2 separate regions of the Homo sapiens genome follow, and region 2 is linked to region 1. Evidence: read pairs that join two places in POLR2A ChIA-PET (ENCODE). Cell type or tissue: A673. All regions are shown on one strand. Each heading gives the region's core, and the rest is flanking DNA. Links, peaks and the distances in the headings are about the cores only.

Region 1 (8,620 bases), core at 1-8,000:
CACTGCACTCCAGCCTAGGTGACAGAGCAAGACTCCGTCTCAGAAAAAAAAGTTTGCTTCCCTTGGGGGAAGGGGTGGACTCCCAGGTGTTTAACTTAGGGACTTCCAGGGAAGGGTCCTGTCTCTGAGGTTCTCAGTAACCTGCTCCTAGTTCCTCAGCACAGGTGAACAGGGAACACAGGACCGCTGGTTTAAAGCATCAGCCCACGGTCAGAGCAGGCATTGCACCACATGGCTGAGAGGTGCCAGGCTGAGAGCTGGCTTTGCAGTCCAAACCCTGGCTGGTTCCCAACACCAAGTGGGTGAACCCATGTGCCGAGGCTGGGGTGGCTGTGCTGGGGCTGGCAGCAGAGCCCTGACTCTCCCCGCAGCCTGGTGCCTGCTGAGCCGTGCCGCAAGGCTGGGGCATGCCTCCTGCTCACCGTGCTGGACTACGACACGCTGGGGGCCGACGACCTGGAAGGCGAGGCCTTCCTGCCGCTGCGTGAGGTGCCCGGGCTGAGTGGCTCTGAGGAGCCTGGTGAGGTGCCTCAGACCCGCCTGCCCCTCACGTACCCCGCACCCAACGGTAGGCCTGAGCCCAGGGCAGGGTGGTGCGGGGACGGGAGCCTGTAAAGCTCAGGCAGGGGCCCCAGAGAGGTGATGCCAGGGTCGGAGAACAGCTTCCCTGGAGACGGGAGCCAGTGGGACAGCCACGGCCCATCTCTCGGTCTAATCAAGAGACCAGTGAACTTTAAGCTAAGTGTAACGTGACTCTCCTTGCATGGGGAAGTCACCAAGAAGTTTAACTGGGGAGAAGGGCCTGGATCTCACTCGGCGGGGCCGCTTCCCTGCAGAGCATTTTTGATACCAGCAACGGTCTGATGCTTGTGCACTTATTATGAGCAAGTGCTAAGCACTTTATGCATTCCAGCCAACGAAGCAGATATTAGCACTCTTTTACAGATGAGTAAACCGAGGCATGAAAAGGTTAACTTGCTAGCTTTAGGTTCTCGTATAAAAAGGTAATAGTCAAACCTCAGGCACATCTCAGCCCCTCGCTGCAGTCAGGACAGTGTCCCAGCAGCACTCTGTCTGTTACGCGACCCGACCGGATGCGTCTGTCAGACCACCTCCTGGGCTGGGCTGGCGCGGGTCTGTCACTTGTTTCCTTCCAGGTTGTTGGGGAGATGGAGCAGTGTTGTGTACCCCCCCACACACTCTTCTCTGCCACCACCAGGCACTGCCCTCTCCCCTGGCATCTGACCCCCAAACCCCTCTCTCCGCAGGGGACCCAATCCTGCAGCTGCTGGAGGGCCGGAAGGGTGACCGAGAAGCCCAGGTCTTTGTGAGGCTGCGGCGGCACCGGGCCAAGCAGGCCTCCCAGCATGCCTTGCGGCCGGCACCGTAGCCGTAGAGGTTTGCGGTGGGGCTGGGTCCCCGGTGGGGACTTGCAAGGGCTTTCCTGTAGGGTCTGGGGCTTCCCCGCCACATCGCGGCCCTCCAGCCTGGCCTAACACTTGGGGAGCCCCAGCATGCGGAGTGCCCAGAGTGCAGACCTCCCCTGCCTCCCATGGTGATGGGGGCTCAGCAGCGACATCTCTACTCCCGCCTCCCTGCCTCCAGCCCTGGCTGCAATGTCTCTACCACATCCCAGCACCAGGGGGAGCAAACCCTGCCCCTGCCCGCCTCTCAGAAAAGCTGCTGTGGTGGGCAGGGGATTGGGCCATCTGTCTCCTGGCCCTGGCCCATCTGCCTCCTGGCCTTCCTGTTCCAGCCACTGGGGTGGGGGCCAGGTTCACTGGGACCAGGGCTACAGGCACAGAGTCTCCTGGAAAAGGGAGAGGGGACCCTGCCAAAGATGAGGCTCCAGCTGCCCTGGGGGGAGGGTGGTGGCCATTACTAGAGGGGGCCTGGGTCCTCTCCCCAGGGGCTGCCAGCATCCAGGCCAGGAAGCCTGGAGCCAAGAACCTTCTGGCTCTGAGGGAGCAAGAGCTGGCAGGCGGCAGGGCTGGCACAGACAGACGGAAGCAGAAAGGACAGTTTGGCTGCTGTGTCTGCTGCGCACGCCCCCTCCCCGGACAGCACCTGCCACCTAGAAACTTTCTTAGCAAAAAAATTAATAAAAACAAATCCATTGTCCTCTTAAAATATGCCTTTGGCCTACAGTGGGGCCTGGAATGCGAGCCAGGCCGGGTAGCTTCCTCCCCAGCCCTCAGGGGACTTTGAGCTACCGCCACCTTGGGGTAGCTACAAAGCAGGGGGGTAGGTGTGGAAATAACTGAGGCAGAGGCAGGGCTAGGGTGATTTTTGGCCGTGGGCTTTGAATAAATTGCTTTACCAGGCATACCAGTTCCTGTGGTGACACCCAGGACAGGGACCCGTTCCTCGGGGGAGCACAGTGAGCAGGGGCCTCCCAGGGGTGCAGGTTGAGGCTGAGGGGCTGCTCTTGAGACAGTAGGGCGTAGAGGAGCTGGGTCCCTCCCCTGCCTGGGGGGTGTCAGAACCTGAGGCCTGGTCATCACGTCATCCTAGCTGTGTGACCCTGGTTCCATGTCGGAACCTCTGAGTCTGCACAAAATGAGGACAGGAGTCGAGGTTAGCTGAGATGACATCCAAGGCCCGAGACCATGCAAAGAGGATCCCACCAGGGTGTTTTCTCACCCCCCACCGCACAGCCTAGTTGAGGAGGTGGGAGGGAGGACGTACCTCTTAGGCCTCAGCCCCTCATCCCTCAGGGGCAGGGTAGGGTGAAGAAGGCAGAAGGCAGGACTTCCTCTGGGTCCTACCAGCAAATCATCCCAATGGGAAGGCACTGGGTTTTTTGTTTTTGTGATGGAGTCTCACTCTGTCGCCCAGCTGGAGTGCAATGGGGCAATCTCAGCTCACTGCAACCTCTGCGTCCCGGGTTCAAAGGATCCTCCTGCCTCAGCCTCCTGAGTAGCTGGAACTACAGGCATGTGCCACCACACCTGGCTAATTTTTGTATTTTTTTTTTTTTTAGTAGAGACGGGGTTTCACCATTTTGGCCAGGCTGGTCTCGAACTCCTGACCTCAAGTGATCTGCCCGCCTCGGCCTGTTTTTGTTTTTGAGATGGGATCTCACTCTGTCACCCAAGCTGGAGGCAGCTGTGCAATCATGGCTCACTGCCGCCTCGACCTCCTGGGCTCAAGTGATCCTCCCACCTCAGCCTCCCTAGTAGCTGGGACCACAGGCATGCGCCACCATGCCCAGTTGGGAAGACACTGTTCCTCTGAGAAACAGTTACGGGCCCTATTGCCAGTCACCGCTGACCACACAGCCCTAAAGAGTCCTAGGGCCTGGGGGGCCTCTGTGTCCAAGGCTAAGGGTCCCTGTGTCATCAACCGCTAGGCCTAGGTCGGAGAGCACTTGAACTGTCTTGGGGCCTGATGGGCCCAGGAAGTTTCCAGCCCTCTCCAGCTGCCTTACCACAGCTCAGGGGTGTGGGCAGCAGCCGTTTCCATGGCTGAGGCAAGGCTCCTGGCCCACCTCATAGTTCAGAGGCCCTCTTTTGGGACCCACTCCCCCTCACCCCCATGTAAACAAGCTACCACTGCAAGTTCATATTTTATTTCCAATAGGTTTGGAGCTTTGTTGATTTTTGCATTTTTGTAAAAAAGGAAAAAGTTTTCACTTAATTCATTGAAAGCCCTTTCGTGCTGAGCCCAAGGGGGAGCCTGGGCCAGGACCAGACCCTCTCAGCCCTCTTGTTCCTACCGCAGACACCCGGTGCTGGGGGTGCGGCTGCTCCCCTCCGCCCACTCTGCCCTCCCGCCCCTGCTGCATCTCTCTCTGTACAGAACAATTTTTAAAATGGAAGCTAAGACACAATATACACTGGACAGGCACACACACACGCACACAGGCGTCCGCCCAGAACAGGGCGGGACACCAGCTGCACTCAGAGAGCACCAAGGAATGCAAACGGAGCCCCTCCGGGTAGGAGGGCAGGGCCTGGGCCCCCTTGGTCCTCAGTCCTCAGTCCGCACTCCTCCCCGCCAATTGCCCTGCTAGCTGCCAGAGAGGGGAGGGGGCAGGGAGAGCTGGGGGCAGCTGGTTGGGGGCGGTGGTCATAGAATGAGTACCAGCCTGGTAGGCGGCCCTGGGGCCAGGGAGGCTCTTGTGGGGAGTCCGGGGAGGGGCGGCGGGGGGAAGGACTGAGGGTGGACCCTCAGGAACCTGAGGGCTGGAACTCCTGGGCCTTGCCCCTCAAGGAGCTTCAAGGGCCCAGGTGTCAGGAGTGGGGCTGGCCCTGCAGCACTGGCCTCCAGCCCTTGCTGTTCTCCCCAAGACTAAATTAACATTTGGTAAACTTAGGAGCTAAGCCAGCTGAGACCCCCAGCACTCCCCCTCGGGCCTCCCTGAGGCCCTCACAGCTGGGGGCCAGGCCTGCTCTGGGGGACCCACGTCTTCCACACTCCACCCTTGCCCTGGCAAGGAGGTAGGGGGAGCAGGGCCTGCCCTGAGGGCTTCTCCCTTCCCCTTAGTGCCTTCCAGTCCCACCCTTCCCTGCTCAGGCCCCAGGAAGAAGTTAAAAATAGTTAGTTCCTACATTAAAAAAGAGACAGAACCAGATTCTCTGCCAAAAGGCCAGTGGGAGAAGAGGGGATGTCATCTCTGCAGTGGGAAGGGCAGGGAGTGGGTAGGGGAGGACTGCAAAATAGTTTCTTCTTTTAAAAAGTGCTTGGTAAGTCTTTTAAAGTGTGTGTCTATATCTATGTACAGATATACACACAGACACTGTCCACACCACCACGCATACCTGCACACATACGGAAATGTATACATATACATACATACGGAAATGTATACATATACATAATCATATACATATACATACATACATACACATATATATATATATTCATATATATATATATACTTTAAAAAGTCCTAGGTGAGAAGATCTGGGCCAGGCTGGGCCAGGCCTGCAGGGTCACGACTGGAGGGTGTGGGCCCGGCCAGGCTGGCAGATGGGGCACTCGCTGCCCTCAGCGCAGAGCTCACACAGCGCAGCGTGTTGGCACGGCAGCACTGCCCGCTTCTGTTCCTGACACTTAAGGCATTTCACCGACTGCATGTGGAACACGGCCTGCAGGGAAAGGGGCATCGTGGTCACCATCCATGGGTCTGGCCCCAAGTTGAGCGAGGAGTTCCCTTGATCCTCACTGCAGCCCCTTGGGATGGGAAAACTGAGGTACCGAGCTCAACAGTGTGCTCCCAGACCCCTGTTGGCAGGTGAGAGAGCAGGCTGAGTCCACCTCTGCATGGGGCATGGCCAGGCTGCCACAAGACCCACCCCTCAGAGAGGCTTCGCCCAGTCTCATTTGACCTTGTAATCCCCAGATGGGGAAAATGAGGCCCAGAAAGGGCTGGGACATGCCCAGGGCCACACCCGGGGGCTTGGCTGCCCGAGAACAGAGGAAAGACAGCTCTTCCCACCATGCCACGTTGGCCCCGGGGACCCAGCAGGAGACCTGGGAAGGCAGGGGTAGCCCTGGGGTCCTGGGCCTCACTGGAAGGCCCGCTGCTCCATGGAGGGTGTACAGGAGGACGCATTTGGGGCCCAGGCATTTGTGAGAAGCTTGGTCAGGGCCGCCCTCAGGGGTGCTGGGGGTGGCACCGACACCCCTCACCCCCAGCCTTTTCACCTTCCCCAGTGCACTCTCCTCACCCATTCCCAGCAGGCCGGCCTTTTGAGTGCTGGCCCAGTGCTGGGCAGAGGCTCTCAGGAGGGTGGCCATCCCTGGAGCAGCCTGGACCAGGTCAGAGTCCAAGAGCTGGCTGAGGCCACCGTGCATCCCACCCAGTGCTCCCCGACCTGGGCTGACCTTGTCCACTTGTTCCAGGTGGGCCCGCAGTTGTTTCTGGAGGGAGTAGAGGGTGGAGAGTGAGAGCGCCTCCAGGTCGGAGAAGGCGGGCAGGGCCTGGGGCTCAGGCCCCGCGTGTAGCCGCTCCAGCTCCTCCTGGAGCTTCTTCACCTGCACCTCCAGTGCATCCCGCTGCTCCCGGGCCAGCTCGCACTCGGCGCCCGCCGCACTGGCCCGCTCACCAGCCTCCTCCGCCTCTTTCTTCCAGGCATCACAAGCCTGTGGGGCCAGCATACAGTCTCATCACAATGGCCCTGCCCTGCCCCTGTCCCCAGAGAGCATCATCTTTTGGGGGCCACTCTGGCTGCGAGGCCTGGTGGGAAGCTGGGTTGGCTCTCTGGGAGGAGGGCAAGGAGGAGGCTGATGCTGTCTGCACAGAGGTTTCAGAACCTGCAGGAGACTCTCCCCTCTGTGGCCAGGGAAAGGGACCTGGGCCTAGCACAGCAGGGACACAGGGTAGAGCTGGGATTCTGGCCAGCACCCATAGGGTAGCCGGCTGCAGCTGGACAGGGGGCCCATTTCAGAACCCAGAACCTTGGACTTGAAACCCTGGAGAGGCGAGGCTACTGGGAGGAGGCAGGTGATCCTGGGACAGACTACAAGCAGCTCACAGAGAGAATTTGAAGCCTGCAACAACAGTAACCACCCAGGGTCCTGACTGGCAAAGCGAGTCCTCCCAGGGGGAGAGCGAGCGAACAAAACTGAGTTTCTGCTCTGTTCTTCCAGCCCCCGCTTTCCCCCACCCCACGCCCACTCTGTGAAGGAAGGTCTTGGGCTGGATGCCACCTGGCACTGGGGAAGGCCGGCAGGCACGGGGCCTGGTACCTGCTTGGCCTGCTTCCAGGACTCCTCCCACTGCTTGATGGTGCTGTTGGCTTCATCCAGCTCTTGCCGAAGTCGGGCCAGCTCGGCAGCCCCTGGCCCTGATAGGAAAGCGGGGGAAGTGCCCGGGGAGAAGCTTCCAGAGGCAAAATGCTCCCAGATGCTGCTGTTCATCCCGTTCAGACCTGCCCCAAGGAGGGGAAGAACATCAGCTCCGGAGGGCTTTGGGCCCAGGCCCTGGCCAGCCCTGCCTCAGAGGTTCCAGGGACTGGCTGTCCACTGGATGGGTGTGCAAGGCTCCAGCTAGTGTCAGGCCAGAGAATTTTGCAGGGACAGGAAGGCTGTGAAGGTGCAGGTGGCGTGGGCGGAGTCAGACCTAACCTTGAGTGACACCTGCTAGTTGGTGCCACTCAACTTCCGAGGCTCAGCACCCTCATGTGGGAAATGGGACTCCCACACTGGCCTCACCGGGTAACTCAGGGGACTCAGGAAGTACTGCATGTGAGAGCAGTCCCAGGCCCCCGATAGTGGCAATTTATGATTGTGGCTTCACTTTTAGGCTAGGGCCTTTTTGCAGCCTGATGTGAGGCCCAGGAAGAGATAAAGGGGAAAAGACAGGCCAGAGCCTCATCGGATGGCAGAGCTGGGGCAGGAAGAGCTCAGGGAGCCTTGGGGCCATCCCCCTTGTTTTACAGACAAGGACCCTGGATAAAATGTTTTACCAAGAATCACACAAATTGTAAGTGGTAGGGCCAGGACACAGACAGGGAGTGTGGTTCCAAAGGCCTATGCTTTCCAGTCAACTATGCTGCGTGCACAGCCTCCCACCCACCGCCAACCCAGCTGCCCTCTGCTCACTCGCTCAACAGATGTTTACTAACATCAGGTCCCCCTGCTCTGGCCCCCAGGGCAGCCCCGGGCTTCCGAGAAGGACCCATATCCACCTCTGGCCTCACTCTGCCCATATGTACTTTCTGGTGACTTCTTCCTTGCTCCCTTTCCCACTAATCCAACCAGGATGTTCCAGAACCAGATTTAAGACGCTTTGCTCTCTGAGACACACAAGTGCACCCACAGAGGAGGGACATGGTCCTGTGCGGAGACCCTGTGGCATGCACTGTCTGAGCCATCTGCCCCATCCCAGAGGAAGACCTCAGGGTCACCCCACCCACATGAGACCAGCCCTGCAGCAAGCTCTCCTGTCCCACCCATCTCTCCTCCTCCCTTGGAGAAGCTCTCCTGACTCTGCTGTCCAGGTAGGCCCCTCTATGATTCTCAGGAGGATCCCAATGGCTGGGCACCTCTGCTTCCCACACTGGCCACAGCTGCTGGACAGCAGGGACTGTTGCACTTACACCTGTATCAATACACCTGTGCTCAATAGTCACATGGTGCAGGAAGGAGTGTGTGGCCAGTAAGTGGAGCTAAGTCTAGACGCCACCAGAAGCTGGGCATGGTGGTGCACGCCTGTGGTCCCAGCTACTCAGGAGGCTGATGTGGAAGGATTACCTGAGCTCAGGAGTTCCAGGCTGCAGTGAGCTAGGATCATGCCACTGCACTGCACTCCAGCCTGGGTGACAGACTGAGACCCTACTCGAAAAAAAAAAAACAGATCCTATCCGAATATGGGGCAAGTCCGAAAAATGCAACACCAAGCACCTAAAGCTGACAGAATCAACGTAACAGAGAACAGCCTCTTCAAACTGGAAGGCGCTGAGAAATCCATGTGCTGTTCTGGGATCAGGAATGAGATAAGGGAAGCCACCAAACCCAATCAGAACTCTGAAGGGCTCATTCCCTGGGCCCGAGCAAAATGCTGGCACTCTCGGGGAGGGAGCTCCTGGTGTCTGCAGCTGCTGGGGGAGAGTGAGAGCGGTGGTGCCATGTGCTTCCCATCCCGCCCTCAGGAACATCCCCTGACACACAC
Region 2 (8,679 bases), core at 495-8,494, 300 kb before region 1:
GTGCCTGCCATCACGCCTGGCTAATTTTTGTGTTTTTAGTAGAGACGAGATAGGGTTTCACCATGTTGCCTGGGCTGGTCTCGAACTCCTGATCTCAAGTGGTCTGCCCACCTCAGCCTCCCGAAGTGCTGGGATTAGAGGCACGAGCCACTGCACCCAGCCCCTGACTTGATTCTTCAAACAGATGGCCCAGGTATCCAGCAGGAGTGCAGGGAGGAAAAGAGTTTCAGGCAGAAGGCGGGGAGTGAGCAAAGGCATGGAGGTGGGACCCCCACCAGTGTGCCCAGGGGCTGCTAGCCTCTCAGTGCTAGGGAAGATGAGGGGCCAGGGTGACCCTTTTCAAGTGCCGCTCTGGCCACTCCTCAGCTAACTGCAATGAGTTCCTTCGCCTACAGGAGGAGCTTCGGGCCCCCTAAGCTCCATCAAGATCTGACTCCTGCTCATCCCTCATCTTCTCCCCTCCCCTCCCCTCTGTGACCAGTCACACTAATGCACCACTGAGAATCACTATTTCCACTCTTCCTGTCCCAATCCCTGCCTTCTGCCTTGAATGAGCACCCTCCCGCTCTCCCGCTTCACCTGGGTAACGCCCTTCAGGACTTAGTTCCAGAGTCCCCAGTCCTGGTCTCCACCTGGGTTAGGTGTGGGCTCTGGGCCCCCACAGCATCCTCAACACACCCCACCTGCCAGAGCCCGGGACAGCAGGCGCATGGTATTGATGACCATACAATGGCCAGCGAGGTTGTCAGTCCCCTTCCCAAGTGGTTCTCTTGGCCCTCTCCGTGTCTAGCACCTGAAGGAGATGTGAAGAGGTGGGAAGGAGGAAAATAAACCAGCCCGCGGGGTGCGTGTCACCGTGCCATCCAAGCCCAGGTCTTAAAACTCAGGCGCGAGCCTTTTCTCTCAGTGCGGCTGGTGACACCTGCAGAGGGAGGGTCCTCCCTGCATCGCCATCCTGGCAGAACTTGTGCCAGCCTTTTTGGCTCTTCTGTTTGAGCAGGCGGTTGGTAAGACACATCGGGATCCCCAGGCTGGTACCTGAACCAACATCAGCTCTGGCAATGCCACCTCTCTCACAGAAGAGCGGGCCTGGCTGGAGCAGAGTTGGGGCTGGGGGTCCCCGGACACTCGCTCTGCCCCTAGCTGGCCAGAGTTCCAGAAAGCCCACATCCCATGGTCCACCCTTGACCCTGAGCCCTTTGAGCTGGTGGGTCTAGAACTCAGTTTGGGGGATGACCTCCACCACAATCCCTTTCCCTGCTTCACCCCTGCAGCCTGGTGAGTGCCTCCAGGGCAGAGGACAAGTGCGGGGGGCCTCTGTTCCTGCCTGCCCAGGACCCGTGCCCCTCGCCTGCTGCCAGCACAGACTGCCCACTGTGGGGCTCCTGGCTGCTGGCTGGGGTTCAAGTTTGTTGGGGGAAGCACCTTGGCTGGGCCCTGAGCTCTGGGAGACACCACATCAGCTGGCTGGGCCTCTGGCAGACCCCAGCTCCAAGTCTGGTCCTGAGGAGCTGCAGGCCCAGATTCCTTCAGGGGTGCTAGCCGGAGGTGGGGTTTGTCTGTTTGCCCTTTTGTGGGAGGCAGGAGCAGCTGGAGTACCCCTCAATGACAGCAGCAAGCACCTGTCATCTGCAGGAGGCCTCAGGAGCCATCTAGTGTCACCTATAGCTGAAGAAAATGAGGCACAGAGAGGACACAGCTCTGAGGACGGTGGCACAGGTGAGGCTGGCTTCTCGTGGGCACTGCCTGCTGGGGGACCTATGTGGATGTCTGCCACCTCTCCACTCACCACAGCAGCATCTGTGTCTCCCCTGCTGGACTGGGAGCTCCGGGAGGGCAGTGTGCAGTTCTCTGTGGCACCTGGCCGGAGTCAGGTATGGCACATGCTTGGTGCTCAGCAGAGCATGGTGGCATGGATAGGGGGTGGCAGGATGCACCCTAATTCTCACAATGACTTACTGGCAGAGCCAGATCCAAAAGCCAGAGTTTCCAGCTGGGCAGATAGAGGGGAACTATCAGAAAGGCAGCTCAGGAGGCTGGGCATGGTGGCTCACGCCTGTAATCCCAGCACTTTCGGAGGCTGAGGCGGGGAGAATCACCTGAGGTCAGGAGTTCGAGATCAGCCTGACCAACGCGGTGAAATCCCATCCCTACTAAAAATAAAAAAATTAACCTTGCGTGGTGGTGCACACCTGTAGTCCCAGCTACTTGGGAGGCTGAGGCAGGAGAATCGCTTGAACCCGAGAGGTGGAGGTTGCAGTGAGTGCAGTGGCGCAATCTCAGCTCACTGCACTCCAGGCTGGGCTACAAGAGTGAAACTCTGAAAAAGAAAAAGAAGGAAGGAAGGAGGGAGGGAGGGAGAGAGCGAAAGAAAGCGAGAAAGAGAAGGGAGAGAGAAAGAAGAGAGAGAGAAGGAAGGAAGGAAAGAAGGAAGGAAGCAAAGAAGGAAGGAAGGAAAGAAGGAAGGAAGGAAGGAGAGAGAGAGAGAAAGAAAGGAAGGAAGGAAGGCAAGCAAAGCAAGGCAACTCAGGCCTGTCCCGCCTGTCCCTCTGCCCTCAGGGGCCCAGGCCTCACCTCCAGCCCAGTCTCCTCCCTGGCCTCATTAAAAAGCCCTTATTGAAGAAGGAAGTGTGTGTGGTGTCCCCCCAGGGAATACACGCTGAGATATCTCTGCTCATTCATTCATTCATTTCAGGCAGACAGGAGGACCCTTCCGTGAGTGTGAACGACAGGCAAGCCCACAGAACAAGAGCACACTGGGGACTCCCTTCAGGGTCATCTCACTCAATCCCCTGCCTCAGGGCAGCTATCCAGTCAGGGAAAGAGGCCTCCTGGTTTCCCACCGCAGGGGCAGGATCCATCGGTCCTCAGTTTGGGGTTGGCGGGGAACGGTGGAAACCTAGCTCTCGGCCTGCTCCCGGGCAGGGCTTCCCTGTGCCCTCCCGCCCCCAGCCAGCAGCCTGTGTCTTCTAATTTACTGCCCAAGGCACTGCACCCTCCTCATTTGCGGCCCCCAGGCCACTGCTGCCAGGCAGCCCACCCCTCCGAGGCTCCTCTCCAAACACAGTGCAACCTCAGCTGACGCCGGGGCCCCAGGGCCGCTCTGCCTCCGCTCCCGCCACACTCAGCTGTCCTCTCCGACACCCCCGGCCCCCTCCCTACTTCCCAGCTTTCCTTCCATAAGGCCGGTTCCTGTCCTGAGGCCCCCTTCTCCCATCCTTCAAAATCCAGTCCATACGCCTGTGCCTCGGCCTCCTTGAAACGCCCCACAGCTGTGGCTGTTCCCCCAACCCAGGCCGCAGCCCTGTGCCTCTCCTGTGGCCTGGATGACCCAGGCCTGCAGCGCACCCCAAATTCCCAAATGTTTCCAACAGCACCATCTTCTTATCCGGGGTCTCCTCTCTCTTCCCGCTTCCTGCCTCGCTGACGCTGAGTTCGTGAACAAATGAACGAACCTGCCCGACCCGGGAAAGATCCCGCCTGGCGGGGGCCTGTGCGGGGCCCTTCCTGGGGACAGCGCCACTCGCCTCCGTCCCGCTCCCCACCGCAGCCCGGCACGGAGAAAGCGCTGAGTCACGTTCCGGGCACGCGGCCCCAGGGGAGCCAGGCCTCAGGGGCGCACCTGGACCCGTGGGGGCTCCTGGGCCTGCTGGGGGAACGCCTGGGCCCGCGATGGGGGGCGCCCGCACCCGCACCCGCTGCCCAGCGCAGCCCCCGCAGCGTCCCCGGTTGCCTGGAGCCACGGGCCGGGCAGCAGCGGGTGCCAGAGGCTGACGCCACCGCGGCTTGCCAGCCGAACCCCCCTTCCGGACTGGTTCAGAGGAATGGAGGGTGGGGGGCACGAGACGCCCCCAGCAGGCTGCCCCGACCCCTGGTTTCCTGTCCAACCCCCAGGTCGCGTTCCCGGGACCCTCTGGATGCCCCCTCGTTGTTTGCCTCCCCTCCATCTCCACGTTCCCTCCCTCTTCAGCGCCCCCTCCTGCCCCCGTTCTGTCCCCACCCATGACCCTGGCCCCTGGGCCTCTCCCTTCCTCTGCACCCTGGGCCTTCTCGGAGGTTCCAGCTGCGCGAGCGCGGTGGAGGCCAAGGGTGGTGTGGGGCGCCCCCTCGCGGCCCGGCCTGGCCCGGCCCGGCCCGGGCTCGCCTCACCTCCCCGCCTGCTTAAGCCCTCCCGGAGCGCTCGGGGTTCGACCCCCGAGCACGGCGGGAGGAGGGCGCCCCCCTGCGGCACAGCCACGTCCACGAAGCCCCTCCCGGGGTTCTAGAAAGCGGAGGCCTCCGGTAATAGGGGCTAAGGCTGGGCTAGGGGGACAGGGGACAGGCCCTCCCAGCTCCTCCCCTGTCGAGCCAGGAGGGGTGAGGGAGAGGGGGAGAAGTGTGTGTGTGTGTGTGTGTGTGTGTGTGTGTGTGTGTGTGTGTGTGTGTGTGTGTGTGTGTGTGTGTGATGTGTGTGGTGTGTGTGTGTGTAGTGTGTGTGTGTGTGTGTGTGTGTGGCGCAGATAAGGGGCCATGGCCTAGGACAGCCAGGCAGTGAGTGGCAAGCGCCTGATGGGTTGCTTTTCCTTCATTTTACAAGCCAGGAAGTCTTCCTGCGGTGGGGTTTGCAGAACCAGCAGAATCCCTCCTGGGGCCACCATGTTCCCGGCACCGTTCTGAGCCTTTGTAACGCTAATCTCCTGTAGTGAGTGCCTGGGGAGGGTTGGGGGGCTGTAATATTGTTGTCCTTGCAGAAGGAAAGACCAAGATGCAGAGAGATGTCTAAAAGGTGCCAGAAGGTGACTATCCAGCCCTGGTATCACTGCCTGGTGATTTCGTTTCTTTGATCTTCACGAATGGCCTCACTGGGTGAGTCCAGGGGCCAGGAGGTTCAAGATGCTGTCAATGACTCAGGACTGTTTGGGGGCAGATAAGAGGAGGTGAGGGGTTCCACGGGTTCTGGATAAATTGATCAGAACTCAGAACACATTTCTAAGCAGTGATCATTAGCTGCAGAAGCCGATTTTGTTCCTAACGTACTCCAACTACAGCTGGAAAGGCCAGGGAAGAACTGGAGTGGGCACCGGCTAACATTTCTTGAGCACCTACTAGGTACCAGGCCTTTTATATGCGCCATGTCACTTAATTTACCTCAAATCCAAGGGGCCTTTGTGGTGTGTTATTCAGAAGTCACAGGGCTAATTAGGGGCAGGGCTGGGATCAGACGGGCCTGTCTGGCCTCACACCTGGGTTCTTTTTCCTCCACTCTGCCATTCAGCTGTGATTTGGACAGAAATCAGCTGCCACGTGCAACATTCTCCCATGGGAACATGTGTCCGCAGTACCTATCTCAGAGCCCAAATCCTTCCTGCCCCACAGCCTTCTCCTGGAACCTGCCTTGGGTAAGCTGAGAAATTGGTATGGGAGGTGTGGGGGTGGGACAGAGTGTGCAGGTCTCTGGCCACAAGAGAAGCAGGAAGGGATAAAGATTCCTCCCAATGTATCTCCTGGCCTGGGTGTTTCTGCTGCCCACAAGTATGTTGCTGTGATTCTCAGGTCAAAGAGGCTCTCAGTTGCCTCAAAAGCTGCACCCTCGGCTGGGCTTGGTGGCTCACGCTTGTAATTCCGGCGCTTTGGGAGGCCAAGGCAGGTAGATCACTTGAGGTCAGGAGTTCGAGACTAGCCTGACCAATATGGTGAAACCCTGTCTCCACTAAAAATACAAAAAAATTAGTTGGGCATGGTGGTGGGTGCCTGTAGTCCTAGCTTCTCGGAAGGCTGAGACAGGAGAATTGCTTGAACCCAGCAGGCAGAGGTTGCAGTGAACCGAGATCGTGCCACTGCACTCCAGCCTGGGTGACATAGTGAGACTCTGTCTCAAAAAAAAAAAATACTGCACCCCGACCTCCTTCACTTTGCCTTCCCTGGGACGTGTACGCCATCCCTTTGATCCTCCTTCCTCGCCCCTCCTCCTCCTCCTGGAGTTAGCCTTCATGCACTTGTTTATTTGCTCATCATAGATTTACTGGGTACCCTGAACACCCTCTGGGTCGGGCCAAGGCCAGGTGCTGGGGAGGTGCCCTTTAGAGGCCCCGCTGAGCCTTCTGGTCACGCATGGCAATTCCATCAGCCCTGGCCCGGCACCCCTCTTGTTTGTGTCACTCAGCTGTGAAGACCTGTTGCCCATGCTTGTCTTTGATCTCCCCCAGCGGGGCTTCTGCTGGCTTAGCCTTTCCTCCCTCCAGCTCTGCCTGTGAGGTCCAGTGATCCTTCCGGGCAGTGGACCCTGCTCTGTGGGCACCTCACAGGCTCCGCAGGAAGCTTCTGGCTTCCAGCACCCCCTCACCTTGCTCACACTTTGCCTCCACCCCTCAAGCAGGCATGATTCCTCAGTGATGCCCCAGACTCTATAAGGACCTGAATTCAAACCAGTTTGCTTAGGGGACATTCAATTTGTAGCTGTGAAAATGAATTTAAAGTTCACCTGAAAAAAAAAGAACAAAAGTAGACTATCCAGGCCGGGCGCTGTGGCTCACGCCTGTAATCCCAGTACTTTGGGAGGCCGAGGCGGGCGGATCACGAGGTCAGGAGATCGAGACCATCCTGGCTAACACGGTGAAACCCCATCTTTACTAAAAATACAAAAAATTAGCTGGCGTAGTGGCGGACACCTGTAGTCCCAGCTACTCGGGAGGCTGAGGCAGAAGAATGGCGTGAACCCGGGAGGCGGAGCTTGCAGTGAGCCGAGATCACGCCACTGCACTCCCTCCTGGGCGACAGAGCGAGACTCCGTCTCAAAAAAAAAAGTAGACTATCCAGGACTTTTTTTAGGAGGGGGGAAAATAAAAAACCATGAAAGATATATCCCTCACCAAATATTAAATGAATAATTAAGTTAAAAAGCTTTTTTGCTTTAACTGGTTTGGTACTGTTGCTGAAATATGCAAAAGCAATTCAATGGAACAGAATACACCCAAGAAATAGATCCAGATATCTACATGGAAGAAACGGTATCCAGACTGCGAAAAAACTCAGATGGCTCAGTAATATAAACTTAAAAAAAAAAAAGTACGAGAAAAGAACACAGGTGTTTTATTTATCCCAAGCTAAGCTTTTTTTTTTTTTTTCCTCAGACAGAGTCTCATTCTGTCTTCCCAGTTGGAGTGCAGTGGAATGATCTCGGTTCAAACGATTCTCCTGCCTCAGCTTCCTGAGTAGCTGGGATTACAGGCGTGCGGCACCAGGCCCAGCTAATTTTTGTATTTTTAGTAGAGACGGGGTTTCACCATGTTGGCCAGGCTGGTCTCACACTGCTCACATCAGGTGATCTGCCTACCTCGGTCTCTCAAAGTGCTGGGATTACAGGTATGAGCCACCGCGCCCTGCCTGGGATAAGCTTTTCTAAGCAAGACACAAAACCAAAAAGCTGTAAAACAGAAAGTATGAATGGCCAGGCATGGTGGCTCACGCCTGTAATCCCAACACTTCGGGAGACCAAGGTGGGCAAATCACAAGGTCAAGAGATCAAGACCATCCTGGCAACGTGGTGAAACCCCGTCTCTACTAAAAATACAAAAACAAAAATTTTTACAAATTACAAAAATTAAAAATACAAAAATTAACTGGGCATGGTGGCGTGCACCTGTAGTCCCAGCTACTCAGGAGGCCGAGGCAGGAGAATCGCTTGAACCCAGGAGACAGAGGTTGCAGTGAGCCGAGATCGCACCACTGCACTCCAGCCTGGGCAACAGAGCGAGACTCCATCTCAAAAAAAAAAAGAAAAAAGAAAGAAAGTCTGATAAACATAAATCATAAATAAAACATGAACAAATGAAAGAATTAAAACTCCACTAGCACAAAATAGCAACAATAAATGAAATTAAACCGCATATTTTTATTTTTTTCAAGACAGGGCCTTGCTCTGTCACCCAGGCTGCAATGCAGTGGCACAATCAACGTTCACTGCACTCTCAACCTTTCAGGTTCAAGCAATTCTCCCGCCTTAGCTTCCCAAGTAGCTGGGACCCACCTAATTTTTGTATTTTTTGCAGAGACAGGGTTTTGCCATGTTGACCATGCTGGTCTCAAACTCCTAAACTCAGGGAATCCACCCGAAATGGCCTCCCAAAGTGCTGGGATTATAAGCGTGAGCCACCATGCCTGGCCCACATGATAATGAAAATGGGAAAAAATAAGAAAAAGATTTTCATATAAATGATTAAATAATATTCTTTAACGGCCAAAGAATTGGCTGGGTGCAGTGGCTAATGCCCGTAATCCTAACACTTTGGGAGGCCGAAGTGGGTGGATCACTTGGGGTCAGGATTTTGAAACCAACCTGGCCAACATGGTGAAACCCCATCTCTACTAAAATACAAAAAAAAAAAAAAAAAATAGCCATTCGTGGTGGCAGGTGCCTGTAATCCCAGCTACTCAGGAGGCAGAGGCATGAGAATCGCTTAAACTCTGGAGGCAGAGGTTGCAGTAAGCCGAGATCACGCCACTGCACTCCAGCCTGGGCAACAGAGCGAGACTGCCTCAAGAAATAATAATAATAAAATAGGCCGGGCACGGTGGCTCACGCCTGTAATCCCAGCACTTTGGGAGGCAGAGATGGGCGGATCACCTGGGGTCAGGAGTTCAAGACCAGCCTGGCCAACATGGCAAAACCCCGTCTCTACTAAAAGTACAAAAATTAGCCGG

What was found. Peaks named below come from ENCODE experiments on the same cell type or tissue, not always from the same donor. Only the 100,000 strongest peaks of a DNase experiment are listed, where the experiment ranks them.
Region 2: POLR2A ChIA-PET joins it to region 1 with 11 read pairs; 2 of 35 experiments call an interaction of 5 or more read pairs at or near these places.

What each region holds. Positions count from the first base shown.
Region 1 is chr17:75,820,735-75,829,354 of GRCh38, reverse strand. It overlaps UNK (unk zinc finger), which reads right to left. Exons shown (of 16, transcript NM_001080419.3): 14 at 6,697-6,878; 15 at 5,833-6,090; 16 at 3,556-5,093. The coding sequence ends at 4,938. It overlaps UNC13D (unc-13 homolog D), which reads left to right. Exons shown (of 32, transcript NM_199242.3): 31 at 372-568; 32 at 1,269-2,130. The coding sequence ends at 1,390. Among named protein-coding and RNA genes, the nearest start is that of UNC13D, 19 kb to the left of the region's middle. In A673, for the core only: CTCF peaks have their summits at 1,430 and 1,629 (motif pointing right); DNase peaks (open chromatin) are centred at 1,114 and 1,634; H3K4me3 peaks cover 358 bases; H3K27ac peaks cover 1,715 bases.
Region 2 is chr17:76,117,030-76,125,708 of GRCh38, reverse strand. LOC101928447 (a long non-coding RNA gene) reads left to right here. Exons shown (of 4, transcript XR_001753019.2): 2 at 1,585-1,719; 3 at 4,731-4,845; 4 at 5,255-5,373. Among named protein-coding and RNA genes, the nearest start is that of EXOC7, 18 kb to the right of the region's middle. RefSeq lists a silencer at 3,916-4,385. In A673, for the core only: a CTCF peak has its summit at 4,126 (motif pointing left); a DNase peak (open chromatin) is centred at 4,118; H3K27ac peaks cover 602 bases.